Linked DNA regions of Mus musculus: region 1 is linked to region 2. The links are chromatin loops, found by intact Hi-C in ENCODE. Cell type or tissue: left cerebral cortex. All regions are shown on one strand. Each heading gives the region's core, and the rest is flanking DNA. Links, peaks and the distances in the headings are about the cores only.

The links. Hi-C counts contacts between places; a loop is a spot of excess contacts. Peaks named below come from ENCODE experiments on the same cell type or tissue, not always from the same donor. Only the 100,000 strongest peaks of a DNase experiment are listed, where the experiment ranks them.
Region 1: it touches region 2 in a loop (2.4-fold over the local background); 4 of 42 quality-filtered maps call a loop at or near these places.

Annotation. Positions count from the first base shown.
Region 1 is chr16:3,985,053-3,994,594 of GRCm38, reverse strand. It overlaps Slx4 (SLX4 structure-specific endonuclease subunit homolog (S. cerevisiae)), which reads left to right. Exons shown (of 15, transcript NM_177472.5): 5 at 2,474-2,679; 6 at 2,807-3,123; 7 at 3,679-3,892; 8 at 4,279-4,364; 9 at 5,476-5,622; 10 at 6,514-6,680; 11 at 7,419-9,542. Among named protein-coding and RNA genes, the nearest start is that of Slx4, 12 kb to the left of the region's middle. In left cerebral cortex, for the core only: no CTCF peak of the experiment used is centred there; DNase peaks (open chromatin) are centred at 1,795, 4,121 and 7,674.
Region 2 is chr16:3,924,542-3,934,083 of GRCm38, reverse strand. Cluap1 (clusterin associated protein 1) reads right to left here. Exons shown (of 12, transcript NM_029738.2): 8 at 5,453-5,594; 9 at 4,172-4,244; 10 at 270-377. Gm15537 (a long non-coding RNA gene) reads left to right here and starts at 4,672. Exons shown (of 2, transcript XR_003951938.1): 1 at 4,672-4,897; 2 at 5,430-6,702. It also overlaps the pseudogene Gm15539. In left cerebral cortex, for the core only: a CTCF peak has its summit at 1,184 (motif pointing right); a DNase peak (open chromatin) is centred at 4,726.

The DNA of each region.
Region 1 (9,542 bases), core at 620-8,619, 60 kb before region 2:
TCCAGGAAATTGGACGCAGTCGAGAAAGGATTTAGGAGCACGAGGAGTCTGCATGCAGATGGGGCCATCCATGCAGAGAGTTGCTATGCTTCCTTGAATCCTTTCTGAGATGTTGCCAGTCCATAATCCTGCAGTGGCCGCTCTAGCACATCCAAGAACTTGGTATTTGCTTTACTTTGTGTCTTAGCTGTGCATTGTGTTTCCACTTTAGAGTAGCTTCATTTTCATGCTATTAATGTCAGATTGTTGAGCACAGTTGAAAGAATTGACTAAGCAGAACTATATAGGAGTGTATATTATTGTCTGAGAATCTTGTACAATGGTTTTTTCCTTCATATTCATCCTCCTTCCTCCCAAGAATGTATTTTTGTTTTTTTGGTTTTTTTGGTTTTTTGTTTTTTTGAGAAGGGTTTCTCTGTGTAGCCCTGGCTATCCTGGAACTCACTCTGTAGACCAGGCTGGCCTCGAATTCAGAAATCCACCTGCCTCTGCCTCCCAAAAAGTGCTGGGATTAAAGGCGAGTGCCACCACTGCCCGGCCAAGAATGTATTTTTTCATTTGCACAAATTAATGCCTGTATATTAAACTAGGAGGCTCCCCTAAGAGCTGGGAAGTGGTCCTCAGCATGCAGATGCCAGGTGGGCAAGCAGCAGAGGGTCAGCTCTGTTCACTGTCCCTGATCTGAGAACAACTAAGTTGACTCCAGCTTTCAGGGAGCAAAGTTAACAGCAGCAGCAGCAGCAGACGTGTGTGCTAACCACTACCTGCACATGGGTTCTAAGCCACTGGGCTGAGCCGTAGCTGTGGTCACAGAGGGCAGAGGAGGTTCTTCAAGCCAGGGAGTCTGTGTATACTTAAGACGTCTGTGTATACGTAACACTGTAGGGCAGGGCAGGAAGCCTAAGGCCTTCAAATAGACATTTAGTCTATTGCTTGTCTCACAGATGAAGCATGTATACCTTAAAAATACCTCCAAAGATGGTGGGGAGAGAGTCCCATAAGGAAAGGACTTTGAATTTTCTCTCAGTGGGCTTTAAACATTCCTCTACTAAGACCACACCTTGGCATTTGGGCTTCGGGATATTGAGGATTTCCTGGGCAGAGCACACATGCCAACCTGACTTGAGTGCCTCCTTGCCCGCCTTCTCCTTACTTACTTACTTACCTGCTTGCTTCCTCACTGCCCAAGTCTTGCCATGGCTCATCACACATGGCTCCTGGCTACTGACAGCTCCCTGCCTGTATTACTCAGGGTTTTCTAGAGTCACAGAACTTATGGATAGTCTCTATATAGTAAAGGAATTTACTAATGACTTAGAGTCTACAGCCCAATTCCCAACAATGGTTCAGTAGTAGCTGTGAATGGAAGTCTAAGGATCTAGCAGTTACTCAGTCCCACACGGCAAGCAGGCGAAGGAGCAAGAGCTAGACTCCCTTCTTCCAATGTCCTTATATTGTCTCCAGCAGAAGGTGTAGCCCAGATTAAAGGTGTGTTCCACCACACCTTTAATCCCAGATGAAAAGTGTAGCCCAAATTAAAGGTGTGCTTTACCACACCTTTAATCCTAGATGACCTTGAACTCGGAGATTTAATCATCTGGAATCCATAGCCACTATGCCTCAAGATCTCCATACCAAGATCCAGATCAGAAACTTCTATCTCCCAGCCTCCAGATAAGGGTCACTGGTGAGCCTTCCAATTCTGGATTGTAGTTCATTCAAATATAGTCAAGTTGACAACCAGGAATAGCCACTACACCGCCCCCTCCCCCATACAGTTAGCTGAGGGATTGTTTACATCTTCAAAAGTGACACAAAAATATCTCCAACTTTCCCTGTCTTGAAGGGGAGTGTGAGCTTTTGTAGAAGCCTGAATTAAGACAACAGCTGCAGGGCAGGCTCTCAGAATTGCTTCCTACCACGCATCTATTTGTCCAGCTGCTGGGACTAACTCAGAAAATAGATTTCTTTCTTGCCAGAGAGCCCTTTACGTACACCTCTGTAAGGCAGTGGCAGGCCAGCTTAGGGAGGCTGGTTGGTGGTAACAGAGTCTGGGAGACCTTGTCTTTCAGCCTTATATAGAGGTGCTGCTGTAGTCCTCCTAGAGGAGGGAGAGGATCCTTTGTGGCCAGGACTGCCTTGTAGTGGTTAGGGGTGGTTCTGAAGTTTCAGTGGGCAGAACTCGTTGGCTACAGAGAGCCTACTTGGAGCTATAGACTACTAGGGTTTGGCCACATCTAGGTATACAGGTTCCACCGATGGCAAGAAAGCACCTAGGCCCTCTGGTGTCTGCCTTGTGCTAGATTTCTAGGTTTGGATTGAGCTCACAAGGAATCAGGTCAGCACAGGGAAAGCCCAGGCAACTGTTGGTTCATTGCAATGGTTCTCTCCCTCTTGTTTCTTGCAAGATTTCTATCAAGAGAGGCCCAAATTCAGAGGCACTCACTGACCTTTCTCTATGGCTACCCTTTAGTTTCAGCAACAACGTTGGAGGTTTGAAACGGAAAGGAGTCACCACCAAAAGGGAGCCAAGGAGGAGGAAAGTCAATAAGCCTGAGGCTCCGTCTGAAGATCTGTTGGTGGCCATGGCTCTGTCTCGCTCTGAGGTGGAGCACTGTCCAGTTGTGCCCCCGCTCAGACTGGAAAATGCTTTTTCTGAGAAGATAAGGCTAGGAGCAGGTACATGTGGCTGAAGCCAGGGCCTGGGGAGGGCTTGGTGGCCAGTGCTGTCTGAGAGTTACCATGGCCACTCCTGGGATAAGCGGTCAGAGCCATTTCTGACTGAGTCACTTCTGTTTATCTCTAGAGAAGAAAAGTCGCAAGAAGAGACCCCCGGTGTGTCCCCCACAGTTGGTAACCCAAGACTCTGAGACCACAGGTAGACAGATTGAAGATCGTGTTGCCCAGCTTCTGTCAGAGGAAGCAGAACTATCTTGCACCCCACCACTTCTTGCCAGCAAGATTTCTAAGGAAGAATTGGAACCTGCAGGCTGGCGAGCACGGCTGCCTGAAGGGAAGCGGAACTTTCTGTGGGAACTCAGCGCTCTCACAGGAGCCTGGGCTGAGGAGTCCTTCTACACAGTGGGACTGTTTCCTCCAATTGTGTCCCAATGCCCTTCCAAGGTGAACCCTGCTCCTTAAAGTACATAAGTGGATGGGCTTTGGGTAATCTAGAAATGCAAGCAGATACCAGGGCTGAGTAAGGAGTCTAGTGAGTGGGACATGGAGGAAGCAACAGAGGCACATTATGCACCGCATTGTCTCTGTGGCAACTTAGTAGCACTTCTAAGAAAATGACTTTGGTCCCCAACTCAACACAGTCCTCATTTAAAATGCAAAGTCCAGGCTTAGCCGACCCTGCATAGATCCTAAATTCTGTCTGAGATAGAGCCTTGGAACCTGCATCCTGCATACAAACTACATACAACTGCTAGATGTAAGTTGATATTCACCTAAATGGGCGACTGATTCCAGGGGACCCTTCTGATAACTGGCCCTCCTGTACACTTGAGGGCATCAGGTAGACCTGAGCTATAACAGAAGCTGCCAACACAGTTTCCCAGGCTGCTCCTGGTTGTGAGCTTAGCCCTGTCCTAGCTGTGCATGTGTAGGATGGTTTGGGAGATTATGTGTCGGTGACAATAACCACCCAGTCACTAGCTATTCAACTTCTTTCAGGAACCCCAGCTACCATTGGAGCTGCCCAAGCAAGGAGAGCCGAGTCCACGGCGGCCACCTGCTTCCCAGAGCAGCCTTCCTGTGAGCCACAGCCCCAAGATCCGGCTGCTGTCCTCCAGCCAGAGGGAGCGTCAAGCCCTTCAGGACCTTGTGGACTTGGCAGTGGAAGGGCTGAGCTCTAGCCCACAGCCCGGGAGTCGGGGCGTACCCACAGGTGGGACACTGGGCAGGTTGTTGGGCCTGCCCCGTGGAATCTGAGGCCAGTGACACTAGAGCATGGTCCGCTGGGAGGCTCTGCTCTCCGTTCAGTGGAGAGTGTGCTAAGGCACTTTTATACTTTGCCTCAGGGATGAAGATGATGCAGAACATTTGAGTCTTAACGATTTCACATTCCTAAAGTTAGCCCAGGACAGAGCTTCCTAGGCTAATCTGGCTGTTTTATAATCCTCCTACTTCCCTGTGATGGAGATGGGTAAAAACAATTGGGGGAGAGTTGCTTTAAGTAAAGATGTCCTTAAATAACATGTGTACAGCCAAACCTAGGTTCATCCTGCCTGCTTGGGAGATGATATCCTTTTGATCTACAAATCCTTCTCTTAGGGTTGGACCTGGTACCTAGCAGCCTTCCGCTGACGGGGTTTGTCCTTCCATGTAAGAAGACCCTGAAGAAGGATGACAGTGCCTCAGTAAGTACAAAGGCTGCTGGGCCACAGTGACTTGGTGGCTCTGCCCTGGCTCTGTGGTGTTTGTCAGATGTATACTTTGACACACGTGATGGAGCTGAGAGCCCCAGGACGTCTGTCTCTTTTCTTGGGTCATTGCCACAACGTCTTCTGCCATTGCTGTGCCTGGATAATTTAGGTTTTCTCAGTACTCAGTACTCAGAGCCTCTCCAAGTGACTGCCTCATCCAGGCTTCTGGGTTTTTGGGTTGTTTTGTTTTTTGTTTTTTGTTTTTTTTCAAGACAGGTTTTTCTAAGTAGCTCTGGCTGTCCTGGAGCTCACTTTGTAGACCAGACTGGCCTTGAACTCAGAAATCCACCTGCCTCCATCTTCCAAGTGCTGGGATTAAAGGTGTGTGCCACCACAGCCTGGCTGTTTTTTGTTATTTTTAAAGATTTATTTATTTTATTTATATGAGTACATTTTAACTGTCTTCAGACACACCAGAAGAGGGCATCGGATCCCATTACAGATGGTTGTGAGCCACCATGTGTTTGCTGGGAATTGATCTCAGGACCTTTGGAAGATCAGCCAGCGCTCTTACCTACTCTGTTTTGCGTACTTGTTTCTTAGTGATTTTCTTCACTCACTAAGGACTCACTGTGCCCCTTCTGTGTGTGGATTATGGGGTGAGCTCTAGCTACCAATCTAGTGTACTGTGTGACCTTGAAAGATGGGTATTTCATAAAGTTGGTGTATTTCCATAAGGACCCTCTTATGCAAAGGGCCATTTGGTGATGTTCTTGCATGTAGCTTAGAAGTACTGGGTTCCTGAACATCTCAGGCTCCAAGTCCTGTGCATGCAGAGTGTAGGAGGTGGGAGGGTGTCTTTATCCACCACTGTCCCTCTCTGTAGGCCGGGGGATACACTGTAAGAGAGAACCTGGGAAAGGAAATAGCATTTGCCATTCTGGCTCGATGATTGATGTCTTCAATGTAACCCAGAGGTATAACCTTGTGCCTCTGTGTACATCCTGGAAAGGAAAGCTTAGTCCTGGCTCTTGGTCTGCCCAGTCATGAGAAGTTAGCAAAGTGTTGGAGGGAGCTCACAAATCTCTTCCTCCTCCTCTTACAGCTCTCTCTTGGGTTATTGGTGACAGACTTTGGGGCCATGGTCAATAATCCACACCTGAGTGATGTCCAGTTCCAGCTTGACAGTGGAGAGGTGCTTTATGCACACAAGTTTGTTCTTTATGCGAGATGCCCACTTCTTATTCAGTATGTAAGTACGCAGGCCTGGGAGCCCACCACCTCCCCTCCCTCTCCCTTTGCTTTTCCCTCCCTCCATTTGTATTTGCATCACTGTGAGACTCCTGATCACCCTCTCTCTGTATTGGAGCATCACATTCTTGCTTCAGTCTCACATTATAGGCTTGAGCCACCACACAGGAATCCAGCACACTGCTTGATCTGCGTCAGGAAGTCCCAGACACAAGAGTGTCTGATCTTTTAGTACTGCAGGGTGATATTATCATCTGCAAATGTATTGGGCCATATTCATGTCTATCTTGCACTCGTGTGCAACTAAACTTTTTATCTACTTTGTGGGTTCTTTCTTCCACCCACCTAACACTGGGTAGGAGAGAAAAAAGGGTAGAGGGGAAAAGGGGTGACAATATCGTTAGTCTACTTCCTACTGATTGAGGCAAGTTTGATCTTCTCTGTCAGCATGTCTCATTTCTTCTTTCCATATCTTCACACATGACTATCTGACAAACCACAACCACCAGCCGGCCAGCCCCTTGTATTGTGGCTCTAGCATTTATAGATCCTCTAAAAAGTCCTCAGCACTCCAAACGCCACTGCAGAACACAAGGCAAATCACAGCCAGCTGCTGTGGACAGTCTGAAGCAGCCCCACATCCCACAGCTGGGATTAAAACAAAAACATCCTTATATTTCTGTGTTTTAAAGAAACCAAAATTCTCACTATACTCATGCAATCCATAGACCCAAGTCAGATATGCTTAGAGTCCATGATACCTCTGTCAGGTGGAAGCTGACCTTAAACATCCATCCAGACTACAGAAACTGGCCAAGACTGCTTCCTACCCCTCAGGTAGGATCTCAGGCTGTCAGAGGCTAAAGCCAGACTCTTGTTTCTCCACCTTCAGGTAAGCACTGAAAGCTTTTCTTCTGAAGAGGACGGGGATCTGACCCAGCGTGCTCTGCTGAGTGATGTGAGCTCGGAGGCCGCCCATGCATTTCTGAACTACCTCTACATGGCAGACACTGACATGCCTCCCAGCCTGGTTCCGGATCTGCGTTCCCTGGCCCTAAGGTGGGATTGTACTTTCCATCCACTCCACAGCCTTTAGAGCTGGTGACATGGACTGGGAGATTGGTATCTCAAGTCAGGTTGTGCTGCCTAAAGGCCAGGGCTAAGCCCGCCAAAACTTCTTTATATTTTTTAGTCCCAGATTTATACCAGCAGCCCTGAATGGTATGTGGTAGTTGGCTAGAATGGTTGCTTGCAGAGTGCTGAGAGCTGGGTGGGGGGTTATACTTGGCATGGTGGGATGGTAGCCCATGGCTTCAGTGCCCTGAGACAGACACCTAATGCAGCCCCTCGACTGCCCCCCTCCCCCAAGAGCTACCCTACATCAGGTTCCCAGGATGTGTGCATCCTTGTGCCTCTTTGAAAAGCTCAGTGATGGTGACTTGTGATACACCAACTGGGTTTCAGAGCCTTCTGATAGGTGGTCAGCCGGGCCTGCCAACAGTTTTTTCTGCTGTTGTTTTTCTCAGGTACAGTGTCTTGAGGGACTCTCAGGGCAGCATGTGCTGCCTGGTTTTGTAGCCCTACCTGCTCCTGTGATTGCCAGCTGAGTCTGACGCACCTTCAGTCTATTAGCACCAAAGTTAAAGCACCATGGGTGCTGGCCAGAGTGATGACCAAGTACATTCTGGGACAAGGGGAAAGGCCACAGGGGATATCCCTGTTCCTCTTCCTGAGCTCTGCTCTGGCCACCTGTCCCCAGTGTAAGCAGTGATGACCCATGTCTCCCTCCCAGCGCAGGTTTGGTGTGAGTGACCTTGTTCAGCTGTGTGAACAAGTGCCCGCCGTGGTGGACTTAGAGGGAGAACAGCCAGAAGAGACCAGTGAGGACTGTGAAAGCCGAGCAGAGACTTTCCTGGAACTCCTGAGGTCGGTGTGGGTAGACAATGAGGAGGAAGTGGAGACTCTGCTGAAACCTGAGCTCTGTGAAGAAGAGAGAGAAAGAGTGAATGAAGCAGAAATGGAAGAGATATATGAATTTGCTGCTACGCAGAGGAAGCTTCTCCAGTGGGGGAGAGCAGCAGACCCAGATGGGAGCACTAACCCGCATGGGGAAGACGGTGCAGTTTCTGAGCCTTCCCTGGCAGGTGTCCAGAGTAACAGACAGCTAGAAAATACAGAGCACATGGAGTCATCTGGGTTAGAAAAAGAAGAGGCACTAGCCAGCTGGGAACAAGAAGGACATTCCACTCCACTGCAGGACCAGTGCCCAGACTGGGCAGGGAAAGCAGAGGCCCAGGATGCATTGGGGGAGGCAACTGACGACCCCAGCTTCTGCAGCCGCCACAGGAGGGGGAAAGAGTGCTTGCCTTTGCACCCAAACAAGGCCCATGGCTGCAAACAGCCCCTTCCATCAAATCCAAGAGTGTCATCTGAACTGTCACAAATAACAGTTGATCATGAAGAGCAGAGTGACCATGTCAGGGAGACGCAGGCAGACATGGCCCAGGCACCTACTCCACACTCCTGCAGCCTTGTGTCACAGTCTTCTGTGGATGGAAGTCCCAGCCAGTCATGGCTTCACCTATACCACACAAGTCATTTGTCCCCCTCAGTGTCCCAGTCACACAGTAGCATTTCCAGGGTGGCATCCCCAAGATCACTGTCTCCAACTACACCAACTAAGCAGAGGAGGGGCAGTAACATTGTCACATTACGGAAAGATGCTGGCCACCACAGAGGCCAACAAAGTAGCCCCATAGCGGGACACAGAAATAGGGGCATCCTGATTTCCCCAGCAAAGTCTCCACCCATTGACCTCACACAGTCAGTACCCGAGCCCCTGAGCCCCAGGGCCCAGGATCCTCTGCATTTCGTGAAAAAGGAGGATGAGGTCATCCTGTTACTGGACTCAGATGAGGAGCTGGAGCACACCAAGACAGAGTCAGTTTCTAAAGATTCCCCAGAAGGAAGGAAAGTTCCAGAATTTAGCCCCAGGTCCTCTGAACTGTTTTCAGTCATTGATGTTGAAGAAGATCATGAACATTTCCAAAGCCCACTGAAGAGAGAGGCCGGGCTACAGCACGGGGAGGAAGGACAGCTGGGAAACCAGTCTGCGCTGGGCTGCAGAGACATCCCCTGGCTGCTCTGCAGCCAGAAAACCAGCCTGGATGAGGACAGTGCTACAGACACCTCTTGGCTGGTGCCTGCCACTCCAGGGGTCAGCAGGAGTCGTGATTGCTCATCACAGACCCAAATCAAAAGCCTTAAGACCAGGATTCCGTCAGATGAGACTGCTCAGCAAACACCTAGACCTAACTTAGAACGCAGGACCATGCTGGAAACAGCCCAGCAGTTCTCTGTGATCATGCCACACACACAGCCTATTACTCTAGGAGCCTTTGACAGCGGAAGACAGGCCTACAGAAGCCCTTCCCATCCCTACCCCAGGCACCACAGACTCTCTTCTTCACAGCCATCATGTCCTGGCCCTGATTTTACCAGGTGGTCCCAGAAATCTTCCGCACCTAGACCATGCCTGCCAAATCTGCCTGCAGCTGATGATGTGGTAGAAGTTGGGGACAGTGATGATGAGGTGGCTTCCCATCAAGGAAACAGCAGCCCCGTGCTAGATGGTGACCCCCCAGGTCCCATGGGTGACTACTGTTGGAATGAGCCTCTCTCACCAATTCCAATTGACCACTTGAATCTGGAGCGGACCGGCCCCCTGACCACAAGCAGTCCCAGCAGTCAGGTCCTGGAGGCTTTGCACAGTGATGACTGCCACTCCCCGGGACTTGGTACCACCCCCATCCGAGGAAGCTGTGGTACGCTGAGAGAGTCTCAGGAACGGTCCTCACTGGCTGGCTCTCCAGAGGCTCTGTGGGACGACTGGAATGAGGAGGAAGGACAGTCTCCAGAGGC
Region 2 (9,542 bases), core at 432-8,431:
GGCCGAAGCAGGAGTATCAGGTTGAAGGTCATCTTGAGGTACATTGTGAATTCAAGATCAGCTTAGCTACATGAATCAAACAAAAGGACTATTAGAGGCAATGCAGTTTGAGAGACAGATCCTGAAGAACAGATTGGGACAGGAAGTGTTTCCAGGGACCCTTCTCAGCACACTGTGGTTTGCAGTTCTAAGCAGCACTCACCCAAGCTTGCCCTTGGAGTTCTGAGAAACAGGCACGAGGAACTGGGTGACAGAAGGAGTTACATTACCTTGCATGAGCACCTCCATCGCTGTCCGAGGCTTAGACATCCGTCTGTCCTCCAACTCGCTGTCTGATTCATCATCCTCTTGGATGTCTATGTCTGAGTCATCATTGCCTAGCAGAAAGACCACAAGGCAGAGTAAGAGAGCAGGTCTTCCATTACAGTGTAACCTCTTCTGCCTCCTATGGCTCCAGTGCAAAATCATCTGCCTTTCTTAGTTCTCTTTTCATCCATTAGATTTTATGAGACTCCCTGGATTTATTCACAGGTACTTCGTGAAATGTTAATGTAGACAATAATATGCTGTATTTGCTTTGAGCAATTTTTCAAAGTGAAAAGAACATGGACCAGGTGTTTTCAAAGCATTATGACAGTCTGAAATTTTTACAAAATCGAGTAGCTGGCTGTCAAAGTGGAAGTCCTGGTTAACGGGGGAGAAATCCACTCTGTTCTTTGTCAGGCCATATTGCTAATTTAAGAGCCTTGATCCTAACAAAGATAGAAGTGGATGTGAAAGAACAAGGCGGGTGGGATGGAGGTGAGGGGAGAGCCAGGCCTGGGCTTCAGAGGAAGCTGTTCTGAGACAGCGCTGAAGTGACATTCTTACTGGGGAAAATTCTAGAATAAAGGCATACATACGTTGATGGGGTTGTGGCTCAGGGCTAACACATGTGCTTATTTATTTCATTATTTTTCCTGCAAAGCTCTGAGTCTAATCCCTAATACCACATACACAGACAATCAATACTTTTCTTCTAGAAAAAAAAAATTTTTTTTTTAAGTAAATTGTATCTATTCATTAGGGGAGGCATTCAGGCATACACTGCATAAAAGGCTATTTTTAGTGCCATCATTTTAAATATATTTATTTTAAATATATGACACACTGTTGCTTTCTTCAGACACACCAGAAGAGGGCATCAGATCCCATTACAGATGGTTGTGAGCCACCATGTGGTTGCTGGGAATTGAACTCAGGACTGCTGAGCCATCTCTCCAGTGCTCAATCTCCCAGAGTTGGAACTGAAAGCAGCTGTGGGCTACCTGATGTGGGTGCTGGAAACCTAACTAGGTTGTTCTAGAAGAGCAGCAGTGTTCTTAATCATGGAGTCATCATCTCCAGCCCCCAAATCACTCTATATACATTTTCTAAATACTTGTTCATTGTCTTTTGTGTCTGTAAGCTGAACATTTCCAAGACAGAACTAACAGAGACTATAACAGGAAGATAAAGCTCTCTGCCTAGTGCCTTACTGTACTCAGGGAGTGATGGTTTGGGAAGGAGGGTCTTGGAGGGGTTTGCAGTTGCTGGCCTGACACTGACTTAGAAGTCAGCCTAGAAATCCAGCAGTTGTTGGTCTTCCAAAAGGCTTTGCTTGGTACCTGCATGTGAAAGTAATGGCAAGGTAGCTGGATCCACCTGGATATTAAGGGAAGGTAACCTGCTTTCTAAGAGCTGTGTTCTTAGCTCAGGAGGAAAGCCTGGGCATTGCAGCAGTGTCACTGAGAACATCCTTCAAGACTACCAACACAGTTTGAAAACCACATCTTCTACAAGTCTATACAGAAAACAAATCCATATTAAAGTAATTTAACACCACTCATTTTAGTTTCCCTCCTACTCCATCCATAAAAATTACGATATTAAATGCTTACTCCACGCAACAGAGAGGCCACTGCATCAGTTGGTCTCTGCCTTGACTGACCTAGCACTAAATCAGCAGGAGCCTGCTTTGCTACAGACTCGGTTCAGGTTTTCTAAAGGATTCCCAGAAGTCCCTGCTCTTCCTAGACTCTCTGAGAACAGGTACAACAGGAAACAGATACAGGGAACAGGCAGGTTGGAGAAAAGCTGGGTGCCCAGGTATATTGTTCTGACCACAAGAATAAAGACATTTCATCAAGAGAACAGAACTGAGCAAGAGAAGCGAGTCAGTGCAACAGAACTGCTGTAGCAGGAAGAACACACACTGCCATTGTTCCTTCTGTGGAACTGTTGCCCTGGTGTCATCCTGGTGAGCAATGCTGGCTCATTACGGAGAAGACTCCCTCTCAGAGTCGAGGCCTCATGTTTAGTACACTCTTCTACAGGTTAGGGCCTTGGTAAGCACTCCTGGATGACTATGGTTGGGATTTGCAAACAGGCAAGTGAGGTCTTTCACTGACACTGCATGCAACAGCACCCTTTCAGCCTGCCCTAAAATATGGGACCATTCACACTAGTAGGCATAATTTTCATTCATAACTATTTATTACATAGAGTTCAAGCTAACTGTAGCATTTAAACAAACACAAATGTCATGAGTATCATAAGAAATGAATATTAAAGCCAGGGGTGGTGGCACACGCCTTTAATCCCAGCACTTGGGAGGCAGAGGCAGGCGGATTTCTGAGTTCGAGGCCAGCCTGGTCTACAAAGTGAGTTCCAGGACAGCCAGGGCTATACAGGGAAACCCTGTCTCGAAAAACCAAAAAGAAAAAAAAAAAAAAAAAGAAAAGAAAAGAAAAAGAAATGAATATTAGCTAGATGCTGTATAACTGGAAGCAAACTTTATTATCATTGAAAATAGATTCTTCTCTCATACACTCCATCGCAACCAATTTCCCTTCCCTCCATTTCTCCTAGCTCCTATTACCTTCCCTGTGCTCTAGATCCATTCCCACTGTTTCCTCTTCAGAAAGGAGCAGGCCTCTAAGAGAGGACAGCCAAACAGGACAAAACAAGATTCAGTAAAACAAAGCAAAAGCCCTTAGACTGGGGCTGGACAAGGCAACTCAATAGGGGGAAAAGAGTCTCAAGAGTAGACAAAGAGTCTTAGGTAGACCTTTTACCACGATTAGGGGTCCAAGCTAACAGCCATCCATACACATAGAAGACCTCTGCAGACCCATGCAGGCCCTGTGCTTACCATCACAGTCTTTATGAGAAGCAAGCTGTCTGAGTAAATTCAAATGTCACTTAATATAAATCTGTGAGAAAATTGCCATCTGAAAATATTCTAGTCAACAATGACAGATATCATCTATTGTTCTTACCACAATTAAAAATGAGAGAAAAGAGTTTAATAAAAATAAATATCGAAACGCTGACACCATTGCATACACTAGCAAGATTTTGCTGAAATGATCCAGAGAGAGCTGTCTCTTGTGAGTGTATGCCAGGGCCTAGCAAACACAGAAGTGGATGCTCACAGTCAGCTATTGGATGGATCATAGGACCCCCAATGGAGGAGCTAGAGAAAGTACCCAAGGAGCTAAAGGGATCTGCAATCCTATAGGTGGAACAACAATAAGAAGTAACCAATACCCGGAGCTCATGTCTCTAGCTGCATATGTATGAGAAGATGGCCTAGTCGGCCATTAGTGGAAAGAGAGGCCCATTGGTCGTGCAAACTTTATATGCCTCAGTACAGGGGAACGCCAGGGCCAAGAAGTGGGAGTGGGTGGGTAGGGGAGTGTGTTGGGGACTTTTGGGATAGCATTGGAAATGTAAATGAAATAAATACCCAATAAAAAAAACAAAAAACAAAAAACCCTAAAAAACAAACAAACAAAATAAAACAAAAAAACCCTGTAAGTAACTCTGCTAGAGAAATGTACATAACTCATTGTGTGCCTGTCCTGCAAAGCTGATAGCCCGAGTTGATCTCAGGAACTCGTGTAAACATGGAAGGAGAGAGGACCAACTACAAAGTTGTCTTCTGACTTTGACGTCTGAATCACGACACACTCACACCACCACTTGCACACTTGGCATGTGTGCACATGCGTGTCCAGCAAACACACACATTCTCGAGTGTGTGCGGGCGTGCGGGCGTGCGTGCGTGCGTGCGTACTCTGAATGAAAATCTTAAACACTTAAGTAACTTCACAGCTGAAAGCACTAGTCAGGCAGGGCAGGGCCTTACTTCCACTCTTGAGCAGTCGCTTCTCTTCTTCCTTTAACTTATTTTGCATCAGACGGAGAGTATTTTCAGCTTCCTGTGGAGGAAAGAAACAGACTCAGAATAATGAACTTTTGTGGATGATCTGATTCTTCACCACTGTGTGAATACTGAAGGGCTTGTCATATCAAGCAAAAAACCCACGACAAAACAAAAGAAAACAAGGAAGTTGTTTATGGGAAAATGGCTCAGTGGTTTGGGTCACTGGCTGCTCTTCCAGAGGATCCTGGTTCAATTCCTTGTATCCACATGGTAGCTCACAACCATCTAAACACCAATTCAGGAGGTCTGATGCCCAGTTTTGGCCTCTGAGGGCACTGCATGCACACGGCACACAGACATAGTTTCAGGCAAAATACAAGTATACAAAATAGACATGTATATATCTTTTCAAAAAGTTAAAGAGAATTTGCTTGAGCAACCTATGAGGTCCCTAAACCCGTGCTCTTCCTCTTTCCAGCAGCCTGTGGGAGTGGCCTAGAAAGTTGATGCTCTGGCTTCATACCCTCCTCCCGCTCCACACCACTCGAAAGGAAATGAGGGACACAAGAGAAGCCCAGCATGTGTGCTGCAAGGACAGTGGACACAGGAAATGTGTGCAGACAGCCACAGCTCTCAGGCTCACAACAAAAGAAAGCAGAAGTGTTTCTTTGTTTCTGCCATTCTGCTTCACCACTCCAGTGTAGGACGGTAAGAGAAAGGAGGAGATCGCCGGGTGGTGGTAGCGCACACCTTTAATCCCAGCACTTGGGAGGCAGAGGCAGGTGGATTTCTGAGTTTGAGGCCAGCCTGATCTACAAAGTGAGTTCCAGGACAGCCAGGGCTATACAGAGAAACCCTGTCTCAAAAAACAAAAACAAAACAAAACAAAACAAAAAAAAAAAAAAAAAAAAAAGAGAAAGGAGGAGATCCTGATCACAGTGCCTGGTGTAGAACCAGAAGGGGGTAGTATGGCAGGAGTGTTGGCAAATGGAGCCCTGATTAAGCTGGGCATGGTGGTATGTATCTTATCATCTCTGCATGTAGGAAGCTGAAGCTAGAGGCTGGTCTGGATACCATTGTGAGACACTGGCCCTCTCACTCCCTAAAATAAACAGGAAACAGCCCTGACTATTGTCAAGAAGCTGCAGTGAGGTCTGGGGAGGTGTCAGGTGTTTGCTGCTCAGTCACTAGTGCACATGCAAACGCTGAGGACACATGCAGCTCTCTGTCATCTCTGCAGGGGTGACCAGGCCAAGGACTTACTTCAAACCTCTCCTGCTCCATCCTGTGGTGATCCTCAAGCTGCTGCTCCAGGTAAGCCAGGTTCCGGAACTTCTCTAGATAGACGTCATACTGCTTCTGCAGGTCTTCCTCAACCTTCTCATATTCATCCATAAAGGCCGGCCTAGAGTGAGCAGATGGCATAGAAAGGTGAAGCCAGTCAGTGTGCAGGCGTTTGATTTATATTTAAGACTCCCAACTTCCATCATAATGAATTTCTCCCAAATACATCATGAAACCTCTAATTACACAAGGTCTTCACTCTGAAAACTGCTTAAAAATAATTCACCTCTACCTGTCTCTACCCACCAAAAGAACATAGTTTTGGTTTTTGTTTGTTTGTTTCCCCCCCCCCCCCCAATATATAATAAGTCTTTTATTGTCCAAAGAGCCCAACTCATACTTGTAGTCAGGATGTTGTTTCTGGAGCTAGGTCCTTGGGTCTCACTTGTCAGCCTGCTTCATGGTTCCCTTTTCAGACACGTAGATGCCATCCTAAAACTCTGAGATCCTTGTTTTTAAGTGTATGGCTTGCCGAATCAGAGCCAATGAATTTGAAACAAGTTCAATATCATCTCCTTCAAGGATCAATTCATTCCTCTGGGCTCGAGAGACAGAACAAGCAACACCTGTCCTTACCAGAACCCTGTGGATGGATTTTTCACCCAAGAAGTTTCAGATTTCCACCACAGAAACATTCTCCTGGATAACGACATTGCTGAGGACGTGAGCCTACACAAACCTCATCTTGTGACAAGAGCCCAGCGCGACATCCTTGATCGAGTTCTGAGCATGACTGCACATGCTTCTGACAGTGGCCAGCCAGGTCCTCTGTTACCCCACCATTTGTCAACCCAGAGCCTCTCTTTGTTTTCAAGGAGACTCAGCTCTATATCAATGTGATTGAAGTCCCTCTGCAGTGTCCCCCTGGGGCCCTTCACACTGATTGTGAACCCCTTCAGAGTGATGCTGACATTTTAATGTTGACAGTCTGAGAATTGTCTTCATTCTCACAGTAGATGGGACAAAAAGTGAACATGTATTCTTTATAAATCACTGAAAAAAAAACACTGAAAGTAGGAGAATTAAGTGAAAAATTCCGTATAAATCACCAACAACATCCACCGAACATAGCCTACATACTCCCAGAATTTTTTTTTAGAACAACTCAGCAAAATAAAATTCTGGTTTATTGTTGGACATTGTTTCACACATACATCAAACAGGCCAAACCAAAACCAAAACCAAAACAACAACAAAAAACCCCCAGCAACTTCATAGACAAAAAAAAAAAAAAAAAAGAAAAAAACCTTTTTATCTTTGGCCTTTTTAACCATCTCATACAAACCAACTACTTATAGTACAGTACGCTAGTTACATACGTAAAAAAGTTACTGGAATGGTCAAAATAAGATTTTTTTTTTGTTGTTGTTGTTTTTGCTTTTTTTACAAGTTTTTTTTCTCCTTTGAGATTTGAATGAACATGGTCACACCCCACGTGAAGTCTGAAGTAGGACAGAAAATGCTCTGAAGGCTGGTTTGTTCACCTGTTATCTTTAAAAATGGCAGACCCCTAACAATATGTACAAAAATATAAAATGTAAATAAAAAATGCAAACAAATTTTCCTTTTAAAGTATTTTTAAGAAAACAAGCAGGGCCTGGAAAGTTCTGGTTTCTTTTTGCCACTCATGTTGCCAATTCATGTTGTAGTTTTGGTGGGGTGGTGGAGAGAGCATGTCATTTGTGGGTGGCACGCCCCGCTGAGGGCGGGTGGGCGGGGCCTGCTTCTTGACCACGTTTAAGTTCTGAGATGGGAAGTGGAGGTGACTAGGTCACGGTGCAGTGTGTAAGGTTACTTTTCCTTTTGCTGTCTAGTCATCCTCTTCGGTCTTCTGCTTCTGGTGTCGACATCGTCATCCTCCTCATCCTCCGCTATCCGCTTGCCTGTAGGAGCCTCAGCTTCCTCACCTTCATCTCCATCTTCTTCCTCACCCATACCTTCTTCCTCCTCCTCCTCTTCCTCCCCACCTTCTTCCTCTTCTTCATCTACCTCATTGTCAGCCTCCTGCTTGACATTTTCTTCATTTTGACTGTTCCATTCCCTGCCTCCTCCACAACTTTTTTCTTCTCCTTCAAGTCCTCGGTGCTGATCTTGGAGCTGGTGTCCACTGCCCAGTCTGACATGGTGGGGCACGTGGGTGGTCCGATGCTTCGAGTGAGGAATTAGTTGAGTTCGAGGACTCAGGCGAGAAAGCTGTCTGCTGGAGTCCGTGTTGGAGGCGGTGGGCGGTGAAGGTGGCTGTAGTGAGCGGGAGCATGGCCCGGGAACAATGCAAAGATGGCTTTTCAGAGCAGCCAGTGGGGGCCAGATTTTTTTTTTAGTAGGGTCTAGTGCAGCCTAGACTGTCCTTGGTGAATTCCTGACCAGCCCCCTGAGTGCTGGGTTTCATATGTGTGCCATCATGCTAATCCCCTAAATATAGGTACAGATAGAAATAAGTGTGTACGTGTATATTTCTTTTAAAGATTTATTTATTTATTTTATTTATATAAGTACACCAGAAGAGGGCACGGGATCCCCATTACAGATGGTTGTGAGCCACCATGTGGTTGCTGGGAATTGAACTCAGAACCTCTGGAAGAGCCATCTCTCAAGCTTGTATGTGTATTTTTTTGAGACAGAGTATTATTATGCAGCCCTGATTGGTCTAGAACTCACTATGTAGGCCAAGCTGGCCTTGAACTCAAAGATTTGTCTACCTCTGTCTTCCAAGTACTGTATTAAAGGTGTATATCAGTATATCCAACCAAGAATGTATATTTTTAATAAAAATTAAATCACGTGGGACACACTGTGATACACTACAGCTTCCGTAATAAGATTTTTAAAAATGCTATCTTAATTTCCTTTCTTTGAGGGGGAGGTTGCAAGGTGAAGGTGGATATGAAGGGATGGGTGAGTAGCTTGGGATGTATGTGAAAGTCAGAAAGAACTTGTTACTACAAGTTAAGAAAAATTAAATCTATTAGCACATAATTCTGTGGATTTCACTTCAATGAATCACAGCCTCCCATAGGGTTAACATAGTGTTAACATATGTTCACTGAAATATTAGTTCTGGCTTCTGAGATGCTTGTCCATGGCATCAAGAGACCACATGTCAAAATACGGAATGCTTCACAAATCTGCATGACACCCCCACAGGCCCACACCACTCTGTCATTCCAGTCGTAGTGTATGTGCTGGTAAGCAAGCACCTGAGACAGTTTTTAAAATGACACAAGGAGTTGGGAATGTGGTATTTGAATGAGAACAGAGACACAGCCTCATAGATTTGAATGCTTGTCCCTCAGTTTGTGAGAGTATTTGGGAAGGATTAGGAGGTGTGGCCTAGTTGGAGAAGGTGTGCCATTGGGGGCGGGGCTTTGAGGTTTCAAAAGACTTGTTCTATTTCCAGTGTGCTCTTTCTCCTGCTTCTGGATCAAGACGTGAATTCCCAGCTGTTCATGTCTTTGTTCCAGCATGGACTCTAACCTCTGAAACTGTAATCCCAGCTAAATGCATTCTTTCATAAATTACCTTGGTAATGGTAACTTTTGCTACAGCAATAGAAAGTAAGACAGAGGATGAAACAGATGGGAAGAGAACACTAATCTTTTAAAATTAGAAAAGAGCAACTTTTCTATTTAAAAGATTTGGGGCTTGCTGGGGGTAGTAGCACATGCTTTGAGTACCAGCATTTGGGAGGCAGAGGCAGGCAGATCACTGTGAGTTCTAGGCAAGCCTAATTTACATAGTGATTTCCAGGACAGCTAGAGCTACATAGTGAGATCCTGTTTTGAAACAAACAAACAAACAAACAAACAAACAAACTTACTTTGGGTGCTTTGGGGCTGAACTAGAGTGAGTTCTGCTTTAAGGCTGACTTTGTTAGTGAGTCCAAGGACTCTCGTGGCAGTGATTTCAGCAGAGGAACAAGCGAGGCCCTGGGGTGGGGGTGGTATGTGAGGCCCTTTGGTGACTTGCTCTTGATGCCTGTGGTTTGCCAATGCTCACTCCCAACATTGTA